2 separate regions of the Homo sapiens genome follow, and region 2 is linked to region 1. A link is a contact called in ENCODE Hi-C or POLR2A ChIA-PET data. All regions are on one chromosome and are shown on one strand. The core of a region is the stretch at or near the end of the contact, and the rest is flanking DNA. Distances in the headings are between cores, read along the strand shown. Region 1 holds the start of USP53 (ubiquitin specific peptidase 53). Region 2 holds the start of SYNPO2 (synaptopodin 2).

Region 1 (2,578 bases), core at 79-2,578:
GCGAACAGAGACCACGCAGCGGAAAAACAGTATTTAAAGTGCACCAGAAAAGTAGCTGCAGAATGAGGAGAAAATGACATTAGAGAAACGGAGGGAAGAGTTAATGGTGTGCTCTTATTGTTTTAAAAATGCAGAGTAGGATCTTTTTTTCCCCCACCCCTCCCAAAGTTTTTAATATTTTGAGGGCAGAAACCACGGCTTTATTTCATCCTATTTCTGACAGTGCCTAGTTCAGTAAAGGGAACATAGTAAATGCTCAATAAATTCTTAATGATTCAGCCTCAGACATTACAAACGGGTCCTATTTGTCTCCTGTATCAACGACCAATATTTCTTCCCCCTCTTTCTTCAAATAAACTTTTAGAAGTGCCTCTGGGTTTACTGAAATCCATTTTTACAATTAGTATGTTCAACTTACACCAGCTTTGGAATGAGTTCCAAAACCTTCTTTATTTACTTGAGAGATATTCGGTATCAGTGACGATGGGTTTTTCCTTTACTACTATTCCTAAGAAAGGTTTATTCAAAATCAAAGTTTAGCCCAATTCCCAGCAGTACCTTTTAACTTAAAACCTGTTCGAAAGCACGGCAAAGAGGCGGACAGACTTTTCTGACAATCATTAACCAGGTCAACAGACTTATTAAAGCTATCTAATTAAAGGCAAGAAACAACTGCTTGGGGAATACACATTCACGCCACAGGAAGCCATTTAACTGCAAATAGATCGTCTAACGACTCACGGAAATCTAAAGGAAACTGCGTGTCCGCATGGGGTTCTGATGCCAAACTACGGATTGTTCTCTCAGGTAACACCTAACCTAAGTGAAGTCCTTGGTGGATCCGCGTTCTTGAGCTTAGAAAATACCGAATGAACTACCAAGAGCACCAGAATAATCGCCTCCTCCTGAAGAACTAGCCTCTTTCTCACCACACCAGACAGCACGTCCTACAACCACCTTTCCCCCAACAACCAAACTCCAGCGCCAAGCTGCCGCTTTTGCAGAAATGTTCTATCTCTTGGTCTCGCGCGATCTCGCGCCTCCGAGGAAGCCAACTGTATCGCGCACGCCATCAAATCCCCGCGGGAATAGAATTCCGCAGGTCCAGAAAGCCGGGAAATCGCGAGCGGAGGCGGAGTTACCTCGGTGAGCGTGAAGGCGGAGCCCGCTCCGAGGGGCGGGCTCGAGGCGGGGAGAGGGGCGGGGCTCCAGGGACCTGTTGATCGCAGGTGTCACTGGCCTGACTGGTCCCTGGGTATTGGGGCGTATGCGCATGCTCCGCTCACAGGGTCGGGCTCTGGGCGGCGGAGACCAGCCGCCTGTGCTCCAGTTCCCGGTGAGCCTCGGTACTGTGGCAGCAGTCAGTGTGTCTGGCGGGTGTCGGCGTGAAGCGGGGCTGGGCCAGCGGGAGGTAGCTCTGTGGGAGTGGAAGGCCTGTATTTCTCTACCTGGACCGCACGCTCCTCGCGCAAGGAGGGTAGAGCTCAAGGTAAGTCTCCGAAACTAGCCCTCTGGTTGGAGATCCAGAGACCTGCGACCCCCGCGGGCCTGACCGGGACACTCTCATTCTAGCCCCAGAGCTCGTCTCTCCCCTCGCAGCCCGGCGACCTCCTATGGCCCCGGCCCTCTGGGCACACACACACTCTCTTTGCTGGGCGGTTCAGACGCCAGAGGTCACGCAGCCCTTTCGCCCCTTCTCGCCGCGTCTGGCGGAGATGCCTCTGGCCAGGCTGGAGGCGCTCGCGAGGCGGGAGGAGGTGCTGTACTTGTTGGGTCCTGGATGTTATTGCTGCCGTGTTTGAGGGCGGCGACAAGCTGGAGTCCTGCTGGGATTGTGAGTAATACCCTTACTTGGCTCCTGCCCCTGGCTGTCCAAGCCACATTGCCTCGCCTGAGCACACAGTTTTTTACTTAAAGGGGTCCAGGATGGTTATGCTCCCTCCTTGGAGAAGAGAGATGACTGGACTCGTGAGATTCTTGGGGTGGTGGTTTCTCAGTGGTAGTGGTGATGTATATAAAGTTAATGTTTAGCTTCTAAAGGGCGGCTTACGGGGCATTTACCAAACTATTTTTAAACAGTGTTGGAGAACAGGAAGTACTTGCACAGGTGTAATAGGGAGGGTTTCTAAAACCTGCAATCTGAGGATGTTTTGAGGTTTGTAACCCTGCTACAAGGTTTTCTTTATCAATGCAAAGTATGCAGGGAATTACCAGTTGGACAGCAAAGTTTTCCGAAAGTTTCCTTATCTGGAAATAGATATATATATATATATATATGTGTGTGTGTGTATGTATGTATGTATAAATATATATATTTGCAAAGAATATCTAAGGCTATTTTTGAGGTAGGTTTAATAGTAAACTTAACCTGTAGTCCCAGCTACTCGGGAGGCTGAGGCAGGAGAATTGCTTGAACCGGAGGTTGCAGTGAGCCGAGATCGCGCCACTGCATTCCAGCAGGGGCGACAGAGCCAGACTCCGTCTCCAAAAAACAAACAAACAAACAAAAAAACGCAGTACACTTAGGAAGGTTTTTGTGATTAAGATCTGATTCACTTTTAGTTATTAAAAGAAAAGG
Region 2 (2,578 bases), core at 43-2,542, 320 kb before region 1:
TGGGTCCATGATTATCTTGTTTTTATTAATCTTTCTTAAATGCATGTGTAGCTGACATTTATTTCCATGTTTAATATTAGAAGTGTTTTAATCTTATTTAAAAGTTTGGTGATGTCTTTGTGACCAGAAATAGACTGTAGTCACTTAACCTTGTTTTTATCAATTAGTCGATGGTAAAATTGGTTTTAAAGTCACAGTTTCCATGAACCTATCTGTGACGTTTTAAGTGAGGACTTACTGTATATAGTGCTTCTTAGTGCTGAAACAGGCAGCGTGTCTGGAAATTTTGTTTGGTACCACAAGTAACACAAACAAACTTTCCCAGGCTCTTCCTTATTTAGTATGTTTTTATGTGGATGAATGTTATGGAAAACAAAAGTATTATAGGAAAATTAAAATGTCCTTTTTGTACATTTTTGGCAGATTGTATTCAGATTTAAAACATTTAAATATTTGGAATATACAAAATCTGCTTTTATATTGGACCACCCAGATTCATGACATGGGATGACAAACTATAAAAATAAGAAACCTGTAGGTGACATTGTACATTTTATGCAGTTGACTAACTGTTGGGTTTGGGTTTAAGAAGATCAGCAGGTAGAAAGAAAACAAAACACGTTAAAATTTAACATACCCAAAACTATGCAATAGATGTAATTATAAGAATGTAGTTTCCAGGAGAAAAATTCATATTCATTTTCTCTCTTTCTCTCTCCCTTTCTGTCTCTTCTCTTCCCCTTTCTCTAAATATATGGTTCAGAAAGGTACTTTTCAGAGCTGGAGGTTTATTAACAAAAAGTTTGTGCTTTCTTTTGTTTCCTCTTATAGGAATAATTCAGCAGAATGCAGACAGAAAAGTAGTAATTTAACTCATTTTAACTCTTTTTTGTCTATTCCATTCATAAATGTGGCAAGTCTCAAAACATTTATTTGAGAGAATCTAATCCTCTAGTAGTTGAATTCCCAACGCTCCTATTTTAGGACGTCATTCATGGCGTGGAGATTAAACCTTCATGTGTCCTTTACTATTTACAGAATTATTAAATGTAAGTTTTTCAATCATACTTATACCATTAACTGCTTGGATTTAATCTGTTAGTGCAAGATAACTTTGGCTCTCCCTTCCGTCCTCCTTTCCCTTATCTCGCCCCACGTGAGGACATTCTCCTGTGTGTGAAGCTGCTTTCCTTTCCTCGAAGGTGGGCCGAGCAAAGGAGAGTGACGCAAGAGTGGGCTGTGTCCTGGATGCTGCGAGCGCCTCTGCCTCCTTGAGAATGAGCCCATTAGCCGCACAAATTCGCAGCAGGCGGCTGGGGCGGCGGCTGGGGCAGCGGCTGCAGCAGCGGCGGACGCTCTGCATTACCCAGTCTTGCGTCCTCGGCAGGCGCCCGAAGCTGAGTGCGCATCCTCTACCGCACCCAAGCTTCGTCTGTCTCGTCAAGCTCTTCATGCTGCCCAACTAAAAGGAAAACATGGGCACAGGGGATTTTATCTGCATTTCCATGACTGGAGGGGCGCCCTGGGGGTTCAGATTGCAAGGTGGCAAGGAGCAGAAGCAGCCCTTACAAGTTGCAAAGGTAGGACCTGAACGAAGTGTCACGGCTCTGTGCTAGGAAGGAAGGAATGAAAGCAACCTGCTGATGGTGTTTTCAGGTTCTGATGCAGAAGTCTAAGTATTATTTGATTTTGCTGCGGATATTAAGATTTTTCTAGGAAGTGAGTTATTTTCTAAGAAACTTTGGAGAGTAATGGGCCACATCCTATGTAATTAACTTGCAATCGATGAGGGGTGGGTGGGAAGAATGCCATATTTATCAGCTGAGGAAAAGGCCTAGTTAACCATGTTCTTCTGACAACAAGCAAGACACTGGGGAGCGTTTCTTCCAGGCAATTTTAGAATGTTCAGTTGAGTTATTGTTTGATGTCACTTCACTTGGCTCTGGCAGAGGAGAAACGCTCAGTTCAGCATAACGACTTTGCTTGGCTATTTTGGGGACTCATATAGAGTGTTGGTAGTGACATTTATTATGCAGCATTCATGAAAAGGCCAATGTTGGGCAATAATTTTAAAAGTATGATGAAGTGTCATAAAATCTATTTAAAAGAATACCCTTTTAAGGATTTGACAAATAAATGCAAAAATCCAATAAATGCTGTATTCCTTCTTATGTACTCTTTTGGTCAAGATCTCAAAAATAAACTTAGAAGATAATCTAAATATATTATGAGTAACTAAGAGGTAACTTTGTAACACATTAATAACTATTTAAAATGCTTTAAGTTTTTATTGCCATTAGATTGCCTGCATTACTGGTTAGCCCAAGGGGATCTGGTATTCTCTAATTGGCATTCAGCTAAAATAAAACTTAAAATGCACAAAACTAAGCAAACTTTTACCTAACCTTATCATCAAATTGCAAATTATAGTATTGTATTGAAGAACATGCAAGAGCATGGGATTAATTTCCTATTTTATGCTTATATTAAAAATGGGTACAGATCTTTATGAAATACATGGGCCATTGCCTTTGTAGTTATTGTTTGTTTCCCTCTGGCTTTTACTCTTTTTTTTTTG

Evidence for each region. Hi-C counts contacts between places; a loop is a spot of excess contacts on that map. ChIA-PET counts read pairs that join two places held with the same protein, here RNA polymerase II (POLR2A). Pooled maps may share reads with other maps.
Region 2: a pooled map shows a loop between it and region 1 (4-fold over the local background). The contact joins the promoter of SYNPO2 here to the promoter of USP53 in region 1. A Hi-C loop is called at or near these places in 7 of 50 pooled maps. POLR2A ChIA-PET finds 5 or more read pairs at or near these places in 3 of 52 experiments (H1, HEK293 and WTC11).

What each region holds. Positions count from the first base shown.
Region 1 is chr4:119,211,385-119,213,962 of GRCh38, forward strand. It overlaps USP53 (ubiquitin specific peptidase 53), which reads left to right and starts at 1,329. Exons shown (of 19, transcript NM_001371395.1): 1 at 1,329-1,489. It overlaps LOC101929762 (a long non-coding RNA gene), which reads right to left and starts at 1,260. Exons shown (of 3, transcript NR_125931.1): 1 at 1,143-1,260. RefSeq lists enhancers at 247-821, 944-1,063, 1,395-1,968, 1,674-1,723 and a silencer at 1,194-1,323.
Region 2 is chr4:118,887,562-118,890,139 of GRCh38, forward strand. It overlaps SYNPO2 (synaptopodin 2), which reads left to right and starts at 1,293. Exons shown (of 5, transcript NM_133477.3): 1 at 1,293-1,580. The coding sequence starts at 1,476.